Linked DNA regions of Homo sapiens: region 2 is linked to region 1. Evidence: read pairs that join two places in POLR2A ChIA-PET (ENCODE). Cell type or tissue: OCI-LY7. All regions are shown on one strand. Links, peaks and the distances in the headings refer to the core of each region. The heading gives the core; the rest is flanking DNA. Region 1 has its middle 45 kb from the start of TBC1D9. Region 2 overlaps RNF150 (ring finger protein 150).

Region 1 (16,352 bases), core at 4,971-9,970:
TCTGCCCCTTCCCACACCCTTCCCTGTGCATCCCAGGGGACTCCCCCAGCAGGTAGGTAGGACCTGGACAGAGCTTAATGCCTTGAGCATTTGCAGAAGCTTCACTATCTGCTCTGTCACTTTTGGCATTGAGGCAACTGCCATCTGTTCTTGGAAAAGGCAAAAAGATGATCCATATGTCAAGGTGAAAGAAAGAACTTGAGGTGTATCTGCAATATTTCCTTTTCTCTTACCCTTTGATTCTGCTTGAGATCCTTTGTTCCTTGGCGGTCAGCCCTTTGCAATACTGAACAGAGAAGCCAAACCAAAGGTACCCCGGTGGGGGTAGGTAGCTCCACATAGGAAAAGGATCAAGAAGAAAAATTCAGCAAGGAAGCGGGGGCAGGGGAGAACTAAACAAACAAGTCAAATGTGAAGAGGGTTGCTGTGTATTGTGTTACGATTTCCTATCCCTTCTCCCAATGGCCATATCCTAATCACCCTCATTCAGCAAATCCCATTATAGTCCTTTCTATTTCAGAAAATATTTTTAATCAATCATTTTAAACAGTTAAAAACTAACAAATATGCCTACTGTGCATCAGGGGTTTTTTAGGTTATTTAAAAATACTTGAACCCTCATAATAACACTCTGAAGTAGGAACATTATTCTTACTTGATTATTGAGGAGACTGATGCAGAGAAGATAAACAGCTCAAAGTCACATGGGTAGAAAGTGACAAATCTGGGCTTCAAATTCATAGTCTGGCTTCTGTGTCTATGCTTTTAGCCACTGCGCTGTGTTGCTTCTCTTACATTTTTACATTAGATCTTTATTAAACATATAAAAATGAATATAATATCCTGGTAAAAAAATTAAGTCATTATAAATAAAATCATTTCTGGACTGTTCCCCATCCTCAATTCTGGCTCTTTTTCTGTTTAGAGAGAATCATATCTTTGCACAGCTTTTATCTCCTATATACTTTCATGCATGTGTATACACACATGTCTATGCATACACATATACACACACGTATATAAGTACAAATATATATATCCACATACATATATGTGCACACATATATGTATATGCATTACATATAATTGTAGAAAATACATATTGTTTGTGTGTTTAGTTTTTTACTTTGTATTACTCAACAATGTGTCTTGGAGATCTTCCTTGTCTACGTATAATACAGCTGCATTTTTAAAAATTGTTGCGTTATTTCATGGTGCAGATACATTATGTCTTATATAAGCAAACCCCTAATGAGAATGGAACATTTAGGTCTTTTCCCCCTATTTCATACTCTTTCAAACAGTGCAGCAGCAATGACCGTCTTTGTACATATTTCCTGTGTGTGCAGATGAGTATTCCAGCCTATGTTGTTTTTGGGTACATCATCTGCTATGACAGGCTCAGGAGGACCTGATATAATCAGGTAACTCTATAGCAACAGGATGCTTTATTTTTCATATTTTCTTAGAATGATAAAACTTAATTCCTTTGGGCCCTGATATTGATTTAGAGGTCTTAAAGTTTTCTCTTAAATTGTCTCACTTGTTTTTAGGCTAAAGTTTCCTGTTATTTCTTTCTAAACTGAATATGAGGCTCTTTAACAGAACAGACAGAGCAAAATTGGAACTGCATATTTCTGCCTTTTCGTGACATGAACTTTGTGTTGCCAGTGACAATTTTGATTTATAAGATAATGTACACAGGCAAAAAGTAGAAAATATATTTTAAATGTCCAATTTTTTTCAAGAAATAATAAAAAGTACAATGCAAGGAGGAAATTATTATCAACGTATTTCTAGGGAAGTAAAAGGTTAATGTATTGCAAAGCTTATCAAAGACTGTTAGTTGTTCCTCAGTGTCATGGGTCTAATCATGCACCCTGAAAATTCCTATGTTGAAGTCCTAACCCCCAATACCTAACAATGTGGCTTTATTTGGTGATAGGATGTTTACAGAGGTAATCAAGTTAAAGTGAAGAGGCCATTAGGGTAGAACCTAATCCAGTATAACTGGTGTCCTTGTAAGAAGGGGAAATTTTGGTCAGAGATACACACAGAGGGAAGACAACATGAAGAGACAAAGGGAGAAGATGGCAGTCCACAAACCAAGGGGAGAGGCCTGGAACAGATTTTTTTTCTCTCAGAGCTTTCAAGGAATCAAGCCTGCAGACACCTTGATCTTGGATTTCTAGTCTCCAGAGATAGTAAGTTTCTTTTTTCTTTTTTCTTTTTTTTGAGATGGAGTCTCACTCTGCCCCCCAGGCTGGAGTGCAGTGGCGTAATCTTGGCTCATTGAAACCTCTGCCTCCTGGGTTCAAGCGATTCTCCTGCCTCAGTATCCCGAGTAGCTGGGACTACAGGCGCGCCACCATGCCCGGCTAATTTTTATGGTTTTTTTTTTTTTTTTTTTTTTAGTAGAGACATGGTTTCACAAATATTGGACAGGCTGGTCTCAAACTCCTTGCCTCATGATCCACCTGCCTCGGCTTCCCAAAGTGCTGGGATTACAGGTGTGAGTCACTGCACCTGCCCTGAGATAGTAAGTCTTTTGTTTACGGCCACCCAGTTTATGGCATTTTGTATGGCAGCTCTAGCAAACAAATACATATACTCAGTATACATACATCTTATCATAATCAGCTCCAGCAGTGGCCTCCAATGTGCCATGCGCCCTAGGACCTACACCTGATCAGTCTCCTCCCCTTGCATCTGTGCTAGGCCTGAGGCTTGTTTTAACTCATAAAATGTGGTTGAAGTGAGGCTGTGCCAGGCCCTAAGCATTAGGAAGGTCTGGCACTTAAAGTTTTGCACTTTGGGGAAGCCTAGGCTGCCATTTAAGAAGTCAGGCCACCCTTTAAGAGAGATCATGCAGAAAGGTCTTATGGAAAGGGAGAGACCTGAGTCTTTATGGAGAGACCTTTCTATATGGAAAGGCCCAACACTCCACGCATGCCAGCTGAGGTCAGTCTTCCAGCCGTCCCTACCAAGGCACTGCAGATGCGAGTGAGCATGTTGGACATGATAGCTGCAACCATCATCTGACTTTAATTGCCTGGGAAACTCTAAGCAAGGTCAGTAGAGGGACTGCCCATTCAATTCACATAATTATGACCGATAATAAAAAGTTGATATATTTTAAGCCACTAGGTGTTGGAAAAGTTTGTTACATAGAAATACATAATTGAAATATTCCCTTCTTCTACAGCAATAAGACTTCCAAGAGACCAGCAGTGGTATGTCTTACTTCCCAGACATGTTCTTAAATCTCTTTCCTGCTTCTTCCTCCAACCTGCTTTATGGAATGTGGTCACAGGATCCACCCTAGACAATATGCATGTACTATCCTAGAGACAGCTGAGTAACCAGGTTAAAGGAGCCTGGGTCCCTGCTATGCCAGTCCCAGACTATTACATGGAAGAGAAATGAACTCCTTGTTTACTGTTATTTTGGGCTTCAGTTACAGCAACTTTGTCCATATTCTAATTAACATATAAGGGATGAAATGTTTTACAATCTTTTTCTTAGTAGGTTTCTCAGCATGTTTTACAATCTTTTTATCAGGAGGCCATTTTTCTACACTGAAGTAAATTAGGACATTGTTTCAAATGAAAGAAAAGGAATTAAAGGATGAGAACATGAGATCATATATGGAGACATATGACAAGATTTCTTCAGGTTGAAGGCCAGGCACGATGACTCACGCTTGTAATCCCAGCACTTTGGGAAGCTGAGGCGGGCAGATCACCTGAGGTCAGGAGTTTGAGACTAGCCTGGCCAACTTGGCGAAACCCTGTCTCTACTAAAAATATAAAAATTAGCCGGGCGTGGTGGCGCATGCCTGTAATCCCAGCTACTTGGCAGGCTGAGGCAGGAGAATCACTTGAACCCGGGAGGCAGAGGTTGCAGTGAGCTGAGATTGCGCCATTGCACTCCAGCCTGGGCAACAGAGCAAGACTCTGTCAAAAAAAAAAAAAAAAAGTCTCTTCCTTCTGTTTCATTGAAGCTAAAGTTCAGTTCCTGCTGGACTCCTTCCCTATAGCGATAGTTATTACTGAATAAAATCTATCCTTCTGGCTTTAGCTAGTGTCCAGCTTAGTTCGTCTTTGACAGTCAGATTGTTGCTTGCATTCAGCTTTTCCTGTTCTCCGTAGCCCTTGACTTGGTCTCATTCCTTATCACATTTTCGTACTGAAAATTGGAAGAGCAATGGTCAGACTCTCCTGAGAAAGGATGAACCTGGTTCACTCTGAAGCACAATAGAGGGTGTGTGTTAGCATCTGGCTAGGTTGTAGTCATTAGCATATTATCTGATTTTTTTTTTCTGAATGGTTGACTCAATGTTGGGTAAGACTTAATAAAAATTCATTTTATCTGCTCTCCTTTTTCTCTCTTTCCCTCAATCTTTACAGTTTTCCCCCCTTAACCTTGCATCAGGGTGTTCCCAGGATATTGTGTCGGGGGTCTTAACTTACATTTGATGTATGAAATGAAATGCATTTTCCCAACATAGCTATGCTTAAGTAGAGCAAACTTCTGTGTTTTAACCCTCCCCTTTTTATGCCAGTTGAGTAGGGAGGAAGGAACATCCAGAGTAGAAGCCTCTGGGACATTGCTCCCTTGAGATTCAGGGTGAAGACTAATATCATTAGTCAAGGCCAGATGTGACTGGGTTTCTTGCCAAGAGATTGGTGAGAGCTTATCTGGGGATGGAATGACTTGACTGGACGTCTTGCCAACCCTGGAGTAACCCTTGTTGGCGGGGGGGAGATCCAGTGTTAGAACCAACGAGCTGGAGGTTGTGGGTGAGCACGGAGTCACACCATCTGCAATTCAAGTCAGTGACTGTGGATCTCCCAGACTCCCCTGCCCATCCGAAAGTGCCCATGAGCTGTGGTTATCAAGGACAAACTACCAGATGGGTGACTGTGCCAGCAGGACCAGCAAAATGGAAGCTGAGGAGCTGAGGAGCCTAACACCAACCACAAAACCCAAACTTCCCAGAGAGATGAAATTATTCACCCAGAAACCACACAGGAGATGCTGCAGGACACTTTGAAATGTACTTAGTGAATACCCGGGAAATTTCACCTATGCTGCAGGCACTGTGTTAAATGCTTTGTGTACGTGATCTCATCTGATTCTCTCAATATCCTAAGTGGGTAAGTTCCATTACTACCCCATTATAAAGAAAATGGAGCTGAGAAAAGGTACGTAATTTATCTAAGGGTGTACTCTTTTTTTTTTTTTTTTTTTTTTTTGAGTCAGGGTCTCGCTCTGTCACCCAGGCTGGAGTGCAGTGGCACGATCTCGGCTCACTACAACCTCCACCTTCTGGGTTGAAGTGTTTCTCCTGTCTCAGCCTCCCGAATAGCTGGGACTACAGGTGTGTGTCATCACACCTGGCTAATTTTTGTATCTTTAGTAGAGCTGGGGTTTCATTATGTTGGCCAGGTTGGTCTCATCTCAAATGCCTAGCCTCAAGCATCTGCCCACCTCGGCCTCCCAAAGTGCTGGGATTACAGGCATGAACCACTGCACCCAGCCAGGGTGTACTCTTAGCAAGTGGCAGAGCAAGGACTGGAATGCATGATGTAATCCCTTGCTACTTCTCTGGTTTTATATCCTTACCAGGCCATCTCTTGGTGACCCCATTGAACTTCTGGCTCTTCCTCTCAAAGCCAAGCATGCTCTCCACTAGTCCTGAGTGTGCTCTTTCCTCTGCTGGGCTCCCCTTCCCTCTGATAACTGAGTGGGTTTCTCCTTCCCTTCAACCAGGTCTCTGTTCAAATATCCCTTTTCAGTGAGGTCTTTAGCTCTCCTATCTAGAATGGCATCCTTAACCCTTATTGATCTTTATCTCCAACAGCCTGCCTCATTTTTCCTTTTAGTTTAGCAGCTGTTTATTTCAGCCTGGACCTCTTTTTTTTTTTTTTTTTTTTTTTTTCTTTTAGAGATAAGGTCTCACTCTGTTGCCCAGGCTGTGGCTCAATCGTGGCTCACTGCAGCCTTGGATTCCTGGGCTCAAGTGATTCTCCTGCCTCAGCCTCCCAAGTAGCTGGAACTACATCTGCATGCCACTACACCCAGCTTATTATTTTATTTTTTGTAGAGATGGGGGTCTCACTATGCTGCCCAGTCTTGTCTTAAACTCCTGGCCTCAAGCAGTCTTTCTGCCTCAGCCTCCGAAAGTGCTGGGATTATAAGCATGAGCCCTCACGCCTAGTCCATGGACCTCTCTTCTGAACTCCAAGCTGTGATAACCAATTTCCAACTTGACATACCACTTGGCTGTCTATAAACTTCCTCGAGTTTACCATAAACTTACAAAAATGAGCCCTGATCTTCCTCCCGCCTTCCTTCAATCTGTTATTCTTGCAGTCTTCTTTATTTCAATGAATGGCACCTCTAGTCTTCCAATCCCTCAGAGCGAAAGTTTAGGGTCACCTTTCACTTCTCTCCTTTTCTCATTCCTCCTGCCCAATCTGTCAGGAAATCCTGTTCTCTACCCTCAACTTAGATCCCGGCTGCAAACACTTCACACTGCCTCCATGGGGTTCCCCCGGCCTCATCACCATCACTGCTTCTCGCCGAGATTATTGTGATAATCTCCTCACTGATCTCCCTGCTTCTGCTCTAGGTTTCTTCAGCTTATTCTCTGCATAGCAGCCAAAGTGATCTTTTAGAAATATGAGTCAGATCATGTCACTTTTCTGCTCAACACCCACCAATAGGTTCCTGTCTCATTTAGAGTAAGAGCCACAGCCCTCACAATGGACTACCAGATCCTAAACTCTCTGGCTTTAGTTGCCTTTCTGACCCTATCTCCTAGATAACTGTAGTATGTATTGGGAGAATGAATTAATCAATAGTATTTATTATATATCTACTTGTTTACATGATTGTTATCTATCTCTTCTAGAATATAAACACCATGAGTACAGAGAATAGCAAATAGTAATACCAAATCAATATTTACACAATGAATGAATACACAGGTAAACCCAGACCATCTGATTTCAAAGCCCATGAGCTTAATCCACTATACACCACACCACAAAACAGATGGGCTTTAGGTCATTCCAATTTTATTATGCACTCCAAATCTTCTGACCTTTCCCAATCATATATATATATTTTTTTTTTTTTTTTTTTTTTTTACTTCTCTGTAGCAATTTGACACTAGCAATCTGCCTAGTTTTCTCTCTTAAAGGAGGTTTCTTGGCTTTATGTTTTTCTTCCATGCTAATGGTTACCAAATTCATTATTTCAAGTTCCAGACCTGGATTTTTAAATAGCTGCTGTGATGCGGCCTGGCTTTCCAGAACCAGTAAGAAAACTCATGCCAAATGCTAGCACAGAGGATGACGCCAATGAGGATTAGTTCCCTTTCCTTTTGTCAGGACAAAGAAAACACACAAGTTGGTTCAACTTTAAGTTGGGACTGCAAATGGGGGAGACAGGAACGCAGGAGAGGGGGACAGCTCTTTGGGCAGCTGAACATTTCCCACAGTGTCTGCTGTGTGGGCTGCCCCCTCATTCACATTGGAATGGGGAAGTGAAAAACATCTCCTGTGCCCGCTCCCCGCCCAGACACATCTACATCCTTCCCCTTCACTGTAAAAACAGGTGCTCTTCCCCTCTGGAAAGGATTTTTGTCTAAGGGAGCCACGAATGCATTTTGGGTCATGTCCTTCTTGAGCATTTTAGCAGAAGGAGATTTCCAGCCACATCCCTTGGTAGATCTGTGATGTTGGGCAAGTCACATCACTTTCTTCATTTTGGGAAAAATGGATTCCTCATGTGTAGAATGGGTACATTATTTACTCTGTTTAGTATTGTAAGGCAATAGTACTTTCAGACATTAGATGTATACCATCATCATTTACATTATAATAAAAGTATTATATAAGGGAAGTACAATCTGTTTAGTCCTCCTGCAGTGTGTAAGCTAGTCTTATCTCAAAATTTAATCCTGAAGCACACAAAGACATACCTTTTGGCTTGTTTTTATTTTCTCAGCTTTTTTTTTTTTTTTTTTTTTTTTTTTTGAGACAGGGCGTTGCTCTGTCACCCAGGCTGGAGTGCAGTGGCTCACTGCACTCTTGATCTCCTGGGTTCAAAGGATCCTCCCACCTCAGCCTCCTGAGTAGCTGGGACTATAGACACGTGCCACCACACCTGGCTAATTTTTGTATTTTTTGGTAGAGATGAGGTCTCGCTGTGTTGCTCGGGCTGGTCTCAAACTCCTGGCATCAGGTGATCTTCCTGCCTCACCTCCCAAAATGCTGGGACTACAGGCGTGAGTCATGGCATCTGGCCTTTTCAGCTTTATTGAAGTATAATTGACAAAAATTGTACCTATTCAAGGTATGCAAAGTGATTTTTTTTTTGCTTTTACTCTTGGCAAACTATGATACAACATGACATTTTAATATGCATACACATTGTGAAATGATCATCATAATCAAGCTAATCAACATATTCATCACCTCACCTACTTACCTTTGTGTGTGTGTTTGTGTGGTGAGAATACTTAAGGTCAACTGTTTTAGCAAATTTCAAGTATATGATACATTATTAATTATAGTCACTACGCAGCACATTAGGTCTCCAGCTTACTCATTTTATAACTGCAGGTTTGAAGCGTCTGCTTTTGGAGTAAGAAGCTGCATTACTTTATTACACCACAACTCCTCCAAACTGCATTTACTACAGTTTGAAGCTTTCCCCCAAGAGATTCCTAGGACCCTTATCAAAGAGAAAGTAGTAGCAGTTTTTTCAATTGAGACCTGTTCTGACCTTTCTTTCCACAGCTTAATCTTTCTTCCACTAATTTTTTAAAGTTTTGATTGTTACTGAGATGTAATAAAATGTAATAATATAAAATAACCTTTCAGATAAGATTTAAAGAAATAAAGGACCTATATTAGTTTCCTGTGGCTGCTGTAAAATTTGTTACTCTGAAACATCACTCATTTATTCTCTTACAGTTCTAGAAGCCCTAAGACCAAAATCCATTTAGGCTACATAAAGTTAAAGGGTCACAGGTCTGTGTCCCTCTGGAAATTCTATGTGGTTCCAGTTCCGGTGGCATTTCTTGGCTCATGGTCCCATGGTCCCTTCCTTCCTCTTTTATTTTTTGTTTGATTTTTTGAGATGGGATCTTGCTCTGTTGCCCAGGCTGGAGTGCAGTGGTGGGATCATAGCTCTCTGCAGCCTTGAGTTTTTGGGCTCAAGGGATCCTCCTGCCTCAGCCTCTCTAGTAGCTGGAGCTGGGACTACAAGTGCGTGCCACCACATCCAGCTCCTCCCTATTCAAAGCCAGCAGTATAGCATCATCAAACCCCTCTCTGTTTCTATTATTATCACATCTCTCTCTTTCTCTTCTATGTCAAATCTCCTTTTGCCTCCCTCTTAGAAGGAAACCTTTGATTGCATTTTGGGCCCATCTGGATAATCCAGGATGATCTCCTTGTCACAAGCGCTATAATTTAATCGCATCTCGAAAGACCCCTTTTCCGTATAAGGTAATATGCACAGGCTGCAGGGATTAGGGTGTAGATCTCTTTGAGGGTCATTATTCAGCCTACCACAGAAGGGAGTTCCATCTTTTTTTTTAAAAAAAGGTCAAAAGCTATTGTGCTAAATAATAACAGAAACACTTACATAGTACATTCTATATGCCAGACATTGTTTTAAGTGTATTTGTGTGTGTGTGTGCTCGTGTGAATCATTTGTTTCTTATTTTAAGGATTTGTGTTTTTCTTTTTCTTTTTTTCTTTTTCTTTTTTTTTTTGAGACAGGGTCTTGCTCTGTCACCAAGGCTGGAGTGCAGTGGCGTGACCTTGACTCACTGCAACTTCCCCCTCCCAGGTTCAAGCGATTCTCGTGTCTTAGCCTCCCTAGTAACTAGGACTACAGGCATGCACCACCACACCTGGCTAATTTTTGTATTTTTAGTAGAGATGGGGTTTCACTATGTTGGCCAGGCTGATCTCAAACTCCTGACCTCAGGGGATCTGCCTTCCTTGGCCTCCCAAAGTGCTGGGATTACAGGCGTGTGCCACAGTGCCCAGCCAGGATTTGTTTTCTGAGACAGAGTCTTGCTGTGTTGTCTAGGCTGGAGTGCAGTGGCATGATCTTGGCTCACTGCAGCCTCAACTTCCTGGACTCAAGTGATCCTCCCACCTCAGCACCTCCAAATAGCGGAGACTACAGGTGTGTGCACCATGCCCAGCTAGTTTTTTTTTTTTTTTTTAAGAGATGGGGTCTTGCTATATTGCCCAAGCTGGTCTCAAACTCCTGAGCTCAAGGGATCCTTCTGCCTCAGCCTTCCAAAGTGCTGGGATTACAGGCATAAACTACTGTGCCTGGCCAGTCCAAGGCTTTTTGACTTAGGTCTACTTAGAATGTGCAAGAGACTCCTTCGCCCATCTAGAACACCTACTTCAATTTTCTATTTGTAAAATAATTTAGTTATTTTAGTAATAGCAATGAAGAGTTATTATAAAAGCAATTGAGAGGGAAAAAGGAAGGGTTTCCATTTGTGTGTCCAATAGGAATGCAGTCACTTAAGTATGAACTGCAAGGTATACTTTTTTAAAAGTATAATTATTGAAAAATTATAATCCGAGAAAATATTGTTGATGCATCTATTTAATAATTTCTGAGTCAGCCAGATCACCAATAATAAACTAAATAGGTAACAATGAAGCTAAACTAATGGGAATTGATAGCTAAAAGAACAAAGAGAGCCACAATAAAAAATATAACTATCTCAGGGCAACATTAATGACAAGAAGTGCTTCATGAAAACTTCAGGAATTCCAACCCACATGTGAGCAGGTGCATGGGCAATAGGAACTTTGATACATTAGCAAGCATTGCCTAGCACAGTCATCTGAGTAGAATATTGAATTACAGTCCTTAATAAACTCTAGAATATGCTAATTTTTCAGTACAACATCAATTTTTTTGTTGTTGTTTTTAGAGACGGATTCTTGCTCTGTCACCCAGGCTAGAGCGAAGTGGCATGATCTTGGCTCACTGCAACCTCCATCTCCTGGATTCAAGTAATTCTCCTGCCTCAGCCTCCCAAGTAGCTGGGATTACAGGCACCCGCTACCACACCCAGCTATTTTTTTTATTTTTTAGTAGAGACGGGGTTTCACCATGTTGGCCAGGCTGGTCTCAAATTCCTGACCTCGTGATCCGCCCCCCTCTGCCTCCCAAAGTGCTAGGATTATAGGCATGAGCCACTGTGCCTGACCAACAAACATCAAATTTTATTCTTAGAAACTTCCTGTAACTATGAAGTCTTTTTTTTTTTTTTGGAGACGAAGTCATGCTCTGTTGCCCAGGCTGGAGTGTAGTGGTGTGATCTCTCTCACTGCAGCCTCTGCCTCCTGGGTTCAAGTGATTCTCCTGTTTCAGCCTCCCTAGTAGCTGGGATTACAGGTGCATGCCACCATGCTTGGCTAATTTTTGTATTTTTAGTAGAGACGGGGTTTCACCATGTTGGCCAGGCTGGTCTTGAACTCCTGACCTCAAGTGATCCGCCTGCCTTGGCCTCCCAAAGTGCTGGGATTACAGGCGTGAACCACTGGCACCCACCTGTATTAAGTCTTGATAATAATGATGAAAACTCACATTTTGAGCCCTTAGTATGTGACAAGCACTGTGCTAAACACTTTAATACATTAATTTCTTAATCCTTGTACTAATAGAAATTATGAATCTGAAGTACAGAGAAGTTAAGTAACTTGCTCCAAGTTGCACAGATAAAAAATAGTGGAGCTGGGAGAGGAACCCAGGCAGCCCCTAAAGAATACATATGGAAGGCTATGGGATAGTTTGAGCCCACCTTCAAGAATCATTGTTTTAGATATTTATAGCACTGCTTTTTTCCAGAGTTGATATATAAAACTCTAGGCACTTTTTATAACCTTTACTGAAGCTACGGTGGACTTGGATTATAGTCATTGATTTCCTGCATTAAATTGTCAGCTCCAGGAGGTCAGAGAACCCATCTTGTTCTTTTGTTTTCCAAGGCCCTAGAAAAATGTCTAGCACAGAGTATTGGATCAATAGATGTATATATACTTTATTTAATTGTTTCACATAAAAATGCTTACCAACATATTTTATTTTTCTGCTGATCTCAACATTTATTATTCCAGTAAACATGTATCTAGCACAAGCCATGTGCCCACTTCAGACATGGGGATACAGCAGTGATAAACTTACACATGGTCCTACCCTCAGGGAGTTTGCAGTCTAATGGGGGAAACAGACACTAAAGGAGCCATTAAGATGATGAGATGATAAGAGAACTATGGATGCCATCCCAGCACACTGTAAAGGGGCTGATCCTAAAAAAAGGCCAGGGAAGGACTTGTGAGGAAGTGTTGAAGGTTGAAAGCTGGAAGATGAGTGGTAAATAGGTCAGATGAAAGGGAAAGGGGATATGTTGGAGAGAATATCTTAGATAGAGGAACAGTGCGTTGAAAGGTCAGGGATGGCCAGGTGTGATGGCCTCACACCTGTAATCCTAGCAGTCTGGGAGGCCAAGGTGGGATCGTTTGAGTCCGGGAGTTCAAGCCCAGCCTGGTCAACATGGTGAGATCCCATCCCTATTTTAAAAAAAAATTAAGAAAGGTGCAGGGATGAGAAGCACAAAGCATTTGTGGACCTACAAGAACTTTATTGGGTCCTTGAGCCTAGTGGACATAAGGGATAAAGGCCAGCCATAAGGCAAGAGAATTAGTCATGGGCCAGCTCTGGGAAGGCCTTGGTAGGAGTATGGAATTTCTCACAAGGTACTGGGAAATCGCTGTAGAATTTTAAACATAATTAATGTTTTGCTAAAATTTACGTCCAGAATGATTTCACTTGTGGGCAGTGCAGAGAATGGATTCACTTGTGACAGTGCAGAGTAGGAAGTAAAACAGAAGGTTGGGAAACCGGTTAGAAGGTTATTGCAATGGTCTTAGTGATAGAGGATAGCAATGGCCAGGATGGAGAGAAACTTGAGAAACAAACACCTAGCCAGCCAAGCAGAGCAACCAAGTTTCTAATGAAAGTGTTAGTCAGACCAGAATTTTCTCCAACTGCGTCATTAACCTCATCACTTGCGATCTTTAAGAGGAAAGAGTATATGCTCTGGTTATTGTTCTGATTCTAAATTTTGTCCCAAAGATCAAGAGTGCAGTACCATCTTCACAGTGAAGATGCACTGGACAGCAGTGTTTAAATGGTCAACTATGGTTGGGAGGGAGGGGGTTGAGGGACCAGAGGCTGAATATTGTAGTTTCAACCAGAGAGAGTCATACATCAAAATTGTCTGTAGAGCTTTTTAAAAATAACTATGCCCGGTCCCCATCCCAGATCTGTGGATTTACAGTCTCCAGAAATGGGGCTGGGGAGTGTGCACTTTATAAAGCTCCATAGAATATTTTGATACTCTATGATTTAGAACTTTGTGTGTAGGGCATGAAATACTGAGGGCTTGAGCAGGGCTTTTCAGAGAATACAAATGTGGGAATTAATAAGGAGGTATAATTTTCAGGACTTGGCAACCGACTGGATGTGACCCAGATGGCAAAGAGAGGTTCTACAGATAGCGGTATCTGTGATCGTCCACTAGACCATTTACAACCTGGGCAGAACTTTTGTGAAAACTGGATAAAGTCACCTCCCTAAGCATAGAGCTTGGCAAGCTGAGCCAGGTGCTGCCATCAGGCCATGGGTTCTATATGGCAGTCCTGGTTTCCCACCTGGAAACAGGAGGTCCAGGCAGCATAGGTGAGCTGGTTAGCAAAGACACTGGTAGATTAAGTTTGGGTCAAAGTGTGTTGGGTAAGCAGGAAAATATTCATCTATCCTCAGGTGTTAGAGCAGGTAAGTGGAAATCCTGTTTGTTGAAGACCAAGGATTGAGCTGGGAGATATTGGCGTAGTGGCAGAGCTGAAGATCTGCATTGTTTGATACAGTCAAAGGGAAGACTGCAGATAGAAAACAGAGTTCTCTGTTACTCGAGTGTAACTGGTGACAGTTAAATTAAATGTACTGGGAAGAAACAATCACTTAGAAAGTAACCAATGATACAACAAAATTCCCTCCATAAAACTTAAATGTTATTTTCCGGAAACTTTAGCCTAAAAAGTAGTAGGAAATTCCATGGTGGGGTAACAGGTTTTATGGGAAAAGTAGGACAGAAGAACCAACCTTGGCGGAACTTATGAATATTGTCACATTTTCTAAACTCAAACAGTGGAGGGCATACTAACTAAATAGACTGTTAGTAGCATTAAACCCAGCCTAAGTTAAAGGGTGCTGGACAGCTAATCGCCGTGTACCACCTCCTGGTTGTTAGACTCTACAGGATTTCTTCCCCCATTTAATCGAGATGGTTGCAAGTTCATTTTGCATTATTGCAGATAATGTTTATTTGCATTTTAAGATATGTTTACTTTATTCCTGTTCTACTCATGTGTCCAGTCTTCTCTGATTTGGAGTTGTTTTCTCCTGCTTCCTGGAGTAACTTGGATATTTGGAAAGGAACATCTGCACAACTGAGAAGATTTTTTTTTTTAAACTCGTTTATTTATGCAGAGGGTCATGAAAACTTCAGCCAAAGAAAGCAGAGCATTGCAAACTGTTAGTTCCTCTTAGAGGTTTCAGTTCTCTTCTCCCAGAAGATAACAGCTAATAATATAAACAACATTCTTTCAACATTTCCATCTGCTGAGTGTTGGGCTCAGAGTTTTACATATGTTGTGCTATTTACCCTTACAATAACATTGTAAAGCAGGTGATACTATCATCTCCATTTCAGAGATGGGGAAGTTGGCTCTTAGCCTAACAAATTTGGTCAAGGTCAAAGCAGTATCATTAGTCAGTGGTAGACATAAATTTGAACGCAGATTGGGCTAACCCTGAAGCCCTAAATCTTCTCTTTTAGAATTATGGTAAAAGACACATATGTTAAATCAAGTTTAGCCTAAAGCTGCCTCCTTACGTATTTTAAGTTCAGCCTAAAGGTTTTGCTGTACATTGTAAACTATAACAAGTGGAGGTGTAAACAGACCATAGCCTACAGTTGTGCCAATCACCAAGTTTTGGCCAATGAAATGTAGCCAACCGTTCGAACGGTGTTCGAATAAGGCAAATGCAGACCTGTAACCAATCCAGCTGTTTCCGAACCTCCCTTTCCTTATTCTGTCCATGAATCTTCCACCACGTGGCTGCCTGATTTGTGAATAGTTCATTGCTCAATTAAACTTCTTTAAATTTAATTCAGCTGAAGTTTTTGTCTTATCACATAGATTTACCATCTTAACCTTTTTTTTTTTTTTTTTTTTTTTTTGAGACAGAATCTTGCTCTGTCGCCCATGCTGGAGTGCAGTGGCATGATCTCGGCTCACTGCAAGCTCCGTCCCCCCGGGTTCATGCCATTCTCCTGCCTCAGCCTCCCGAGTAGTTGGAACTGCAGGTGCCCGCCGCCACGTCCGGCTAATTTTTTTTGTATTTTTTTAAGTAGAGACTGCATTTCACCATGTTGGCCAGGATGGTCTCTATCTCCTGACCTTGTGATCCGCCTGCCTCAGCCTCCCAAAGTGCTGGGATTACAGGCGTGAGCCACCATGCCCGGCCCCATCTTAACCTTTTTTAAGCGTACAGGTCAGTGGCATTACATACCTTCACATTGTTTTGCAAATATCACAACCATTCATCTGCAGAAGTTTTTAATCATCCCAGACTAAAACTCTGTACTCATTAAACAACTCTAAATTCCCGCCTCTTCCAGTCCCTGGTAACTACCTTTCTACTTTCTGTCTCCATAAACTTGACTATTCTAGGTGCCTCATATAAGTACAATCATACAATAGTTGTCCTTTGGTGTCTGGTTTATTTCACTTAGGTTCACTTAGTTTTAGCACTTATAAGGATTTCCTTCCTTTTTAAGGTTGAATACTATTCCATTGTATGTCTATTCTACATCATATTTTGTTTTGCCATTCATCTGCGGATTGGGTTGTTTACACTGTTCGGCTATTGTGAATAATGCTGCTATGAAGATGGGTGTACAGGCCGGGTGCGGGCACGGTGGCTCATGCCTGCAATCCCAGCACTATGGGAGGCCGAGGAGGGCGGATCACTTGAAGTCAGGAGTTTGAAACCAGCCTGGCCAAAATGACAAAAACCCTCTGTCTACTAAAAATACAAAACTTAGCTGGGCATGGTGGTACATGCCTGTAATCCCAGCTGCCTGGGAGGCTGAGGCAGGAGAATTGCTTAAGCCCAGGAGGTGGAGGTTGCAGTGAGCCAAGTCTGTACCACTGCACTGGAGC
Region 2 (5,000 bases), core at 1-5,000, 78 kb after region 1:
ATCTTCTTGAAAATAGGGCATAATTTCCAATCAACCCTGTATTGTACAAGAGCACTATAGGGAAGGCACTTTCAACCACATTGGTTGAATTATAATGTTGCTGTCTTTTCATCTCAGAATGTGAAACTCCCTTCAGGCTGGGGCAGTGTCTATATAGCCTGTCATTATGTTAGTGGGAAAGTTAATTAGACTTTAAATGCAGCGTGTTTGCAATAAGGAAATGTGTTCCTTTGAATTCTTTGCCTTAGCAAGAATTTCTAAGGAGATAAACTACTTCCCACTTGGTTTATGTTTTCCCATTTATGAGTGGCCTCTGATGTGAGAATGGCAAGGTCTCTGGACCGCTTTCCTCAGAGGGTATGCAATAGGGTGGATACTAATAGCTAGGATAGACTGGCTCCTTCCTACATGCCAGGCATTTTGCTATGCCATTAAATATATCACACGTCACCCTCACAATAATACCGCTATGATGGCTTCACATGTTATAGGTGAGGGTGAGCACATAGAAGATGGAAGAAGTGGGATCTCAACCCAAGTCAGTGAAATTGACAGTTGTACTATTCTGGAATGGCAGAGCTACTAGAGTTCTATTTGGCTGCTATGTTGCTCTTACAGACAAGACTCAGCCACATTTGGAAACCCAGCAGGCTTATGATACAAATTCATCCATTTGGCCAAGTGACTTCTAGAATTGTTCAGATATAACTGACAGTTTTGCCTTTTCAATTCCTGTTCCATAATTGCAAATATATACATCTTGCGGTCAAATTAGGAAAATTCTTTCTCACCTTTCAGATGGGGAAGTTTAAAACATTGTTTTCATTTGGATTTGGTGAAGGAGAATTCCCTGTATATTAAATTAGAAGCCTGTATATTAAATTAGATCACATAGTTAGGATTTCACTTTGCTTTTATCTCTTTGCTGTTGGTTTTCTTTCCCTGTGACACTTCATCTAGCAGGGGAAAGATTTTCTCCAACTGCTCAAATTCCTTACTGATTTCCTTGGCAGTTCATTCATTGAGTCATTCCTTGCTAAGTGCCAAAAGAAGAGGCAAAGTGATTTTTACATTAGTTTTACATTTGTTTTTGCAGGGAAGGAGACAAAATCTAGTGCACATTGTGTTGTCAACAGTTTTTTTTTACAATGCCCAATTAGTACCACCTATTGAGAACCTTAAACATTAAGCATAATATCTGGTAGATGAAAGACTTTTGATGAATGTAAATATGATTGGTATGAAAAAGGAGTGTAAAAGAGAAAGTTGCCAAATGGATTTAGAGAGATAGGCAGAGTTCATACATATTTATCCATTTCTGCAACCGTATAAAATTATCTATAGACCCCATTTATTCATTCAACAATTCACTTAATCTTTATTCAACAGATGTTTATTGAACATGTATTAGGTACACAGCACTGCTGATGAGCAGTGTGGAGAAAAGAAAGATGACCTAAATACAGGCTCTGACTTTAAGCTGAATTTGATCTACTAAAAGAGATCAGATTTGTATCCATAGAAATGTAATACAAGGTGACATATGCTAAAAGAGAGGTGTAAATAAAATGTTAAGGAAACAAAGGTGTGGGGAAAATATCACCTCTAAGTGGGTAACCAAGAGGATTCATGAAGTAGGTTACATGTAGGCTGGCAGTGAGGATCTAATTAGTATTGGGAAGTATGGAGGTAAGGGGAAATGGAATTCCTTCCAGAAGGGCCAGCATGACTATAGCAATCATCAAAGCAAATTTCAAGGCATGTGGATGGTTTGACTTGCCTGTGGCTTAGTGTATGAAGGATGTGGAATGGTTCAGACAGGTCACTGTGGCTCCTGAAGTGTTGGCTGTGGTTTCAATGAGATCAGAGGGAGAAAGATTCTCTATATCCCCATCAACACTTACTATTTTGTGTTTATTTTTAAATTTTATTTATTTATTTTTAATATTAGTCATCCTAACAGGTTAAGGTGATATCTCATTGTGTTTTTTTTTTTTTTTTTTTTTCAACAGAATCTTGTTTTATCACCCAGGCTGGAGTGCAGTGGCACAATCTTGGCTTACCTCACTCAACCTTTGCCTCCCAGGCTCAAGCAATTCTTGTGCCTCAGCCTCCTGAGTAGCTGGGATTACAGGTATGCACCACCATGCCCAGCTAATTTTTGTACTTGTAGTAGAGATGGGGTTTTACCATATCAGCCAGGCTGATCTCAACCTCCTGGTCTCAAGTTGATTCACCTGCCCTTGGCCTCCCAAAGTGCTGGGATTACAGGCGTAAACCACTGTGCCTGGCCTCATTGTGGTTTTGATTCACATTTCCCTGATGATCGGTGATGTTAAGTATCTTTTTTATGCTTGTTGGCCATTTGTACTTCTTCTTAGGAAAATTATCTATTCAAGTCCTTTGCCTATTTTTCAATAGGGTTATTTATTCTGTAATTTGAGTTGTAGGAGTTCTTTGTGTATCCTGGATATTAACACCTTATCAAATATATGGTTTGCAAATATTTTCTCTCATTCTGTAGCTTGTCTTTTCACTCTGTTGACTGTTTACTGTGCAGAAGATTTTAGTGTAATGTAGTCCAATTTGTCTATTTTTGTTTTTGTTGCCTGTGCATTTGGTGTCATTTCCAAGAAATCCTTACCAAATACAATGCCATGAAGCTTTCCCCCTCCTGTTTTCCTCTAGGAGTTTTACAGTTTCAGGTCTTAGATTTAGGTATTTAATTCAGTTTGAGTGATTTTTTTGTATGCTTACGCTCTAAGATAAGGGTCCAATTACTTTCTTTTGCAATGTGGACCTCCACTTTTCTCCACACCATTTTTTGACACTATCCTTCCACCACTATGTAGTCTTGGCTCACTGTTGAGGATTATTTGACCATATACATGAGGATCTCTATTCTGTTTTATTGGTCTACATGTCTGTCTTTATGCCAGTACCATATTGTTTTGATTACCATCACTCTGTAATATGTTTTGAAATTAGGAAGTGTGAGGCCTTCAATTTTGTTCTTCTTTCTCATGATTGTTTTGGCTATTTGGAGTAAATATGAGTTTTAGGACTGTTTTTCTGTTTCCACACAAAAAAAATGCCATTGGGATTTTGATAAAGATTCCATTGAATTTACAGATTGCTTTGGGTAGTATGGACATTTTAACAACATTGTCTTCCAATCCGTGAACATGTGATATCTTTCCATTTATTTATGTCTTAACTTTTTTAAGCAATGTTTTAAGTTTTCAGTGTACAAGTCTTTCACCTTGTTCATTAAGTTTATTCCTAAGTATTTTACTTTTTTGATGCTATCATAAATGGAACTGTTTTCTTAATTTCCTTTCATATTGTTACTGTTCAGAAATTCAACTAATCTTTTATGTTAATTTTGTACCCTGCACTTTGGGAGGCTGAGGCAGAAGGATCACTTGAGTCCAGGAGTTCAAGACCAGCCTGGGCAACATAGCAAGATCATGTCTCTACAGATGAAAAAAAACTAGCCTGGCATGGTGGCACATGTCTGTGGACCCAGCTATTTGGGAGGCTAAGCTGGCAGGATTACTTGAGCCCAGGTTGAGGCTCCAGTGAGCTGTGATTGTGCCATTGTACTCCATCCTGTGTGGCAGAGCAAAATCCTGTCTCAAAAAGAAAAAAAAAATTTGCACCTAGAAACTTTGACTTTGCTGAATAGTTTATTAGTTTTAAGAGCATTTGAAATGTGGAATCTTTAAAGTTTTCTACATATAAGATCATGTCATTTTGTGAACAGAGATAATTTTATTTCCTCCTTTCCAAATTGGATGCTTTTTATATATTTTTTTCTTTCCTAATTGCTCTGACTAGGACTTCCAGTACTGTGTTTAATAGAAGTGGTAAGAGTGAGCATTCTTGTCTTGTTCCTGATCTTGGAAGAAAGCTTTCAGTTTTTCACCATCTAGAATGATGTTAGCTATAGACTTTTCATACTTGACCTTTCTTATGTTGAGGGAATTCTTTTATTCCTAGTTTGTTGAATATTTTTATTATAAAAGCATGTTGAATTTTTTCAAATGCATTTTCTGCATCAGTTGAGATAATCATGTGATTTTCATTCTTTGTTCTGTTAATGTGGTGTATTACACTGACTGATTTTTTTTTGTATACTGAATCATCCTTGCATTCCAGGGATAAATCCCACTTGGTCATGGTATATAATCTTTTAATGTACTGTTTAAATTGATTTCCTCATATTTTGTCAAAGATTTTTGCATCAATATTTATTGGTTATATTGGTCTGTAATTTTCTTTTCTTGTAGTATCTTTGTCTGGATTTGGTATTATGGTAATACAGGCCTCATAAAATAGTTTAGAAGTGTCCCCTCCTCTCCAGTCTTTTTTTTTTTTGGAAGAGTTTGAGAAGAACTGTCATAAATTCTTTTTTAAATGTTTGGGATAATTCTCCAGTAAAGCCATCTGGTCCTGGGTTTTTTTTTGTTTGTTTGTTTGTTTGTTTGTTTTAAACAAAAGGTCTTTTTATTACTGGTTCAATCACCTTACTAGTGATAGGTTGGTTGAAATTTCCTATTTCTTCATGATTCAGTCATAACAGATTGCATTTGTCTAGGAATTTCTACATTTATACATTTCTTCTAGGTTATTCACAGTAGTCTCATAATATTTTTTATTTCTTTGGCATTAGTTGTAATGTCTCCTCTTTAATGTCTAACTATTTATTCAAGTCTTCTCTTTATTTTAATTAGTCTAGCTAAGGATCTGTCAATTTGGTTGATCCTTTCAAAACACAAATTCTAAGTTTGGTTGCTTTATTCCATTGTCTTTCTATTCTCTATTTCATTTATATCTGCTCTAATCTTTATTATTCCCTTGAAATTCTGCTAATTTTGAATTTGGTTTGTTTTCTTTTCTCTAGTTCCTTGAGGTATAAAGTTTGGTTCTTTGAGATCTTTCTTTTTTAATGTAGTCATTTATTGATATAAACTTTCCTTTGTACTTTTTTTTTTTTT

Evidence for each region. ChIA-PET counts read pairs that join two places held together with the same protein. Peaks named below come from ENCODE experiments on the same cell type or tissue, not always from the same donor. Only the 100,000 strongest peaks of a DNase experiment are listed, where the experiment ranks them.
Region 2: POLR2A ChIA-PET joins it to region 1 with 6 read pairs; 2 of 35 experiments call an interaction of 5 or more read pairs at or near these places.

What each region holds. Positions count from the first base shown.
Region 1 is chr4:140,793,330-140,809,681 of GRCh38, forward strand. No RefSeq gene overlaps it. Among named protein-coding and RNA genes, the nearest start is that of TBC1D9, 45 kb to the left of the region's middle. In OCI-LY7, for the core only: no CTCF peak of the experiment used is centred there; a DNase peak (open chromatin) is centred at 7,582.
Region 2 is chr4:140,876,180-140,881,179 of GRCh38, forward strand. All of the region lies in intron 6 of RNF150 (ring finger protein 150), which reads right to left. Among named protein-coding and RNA genes, the nearest start is that of TBC1D9, 120 kb to the left of the region's middle. In OCI-LY7, for the core only: no CTCF peak of the experiment used is centred there; no DNase peak of the experiment used is centred there.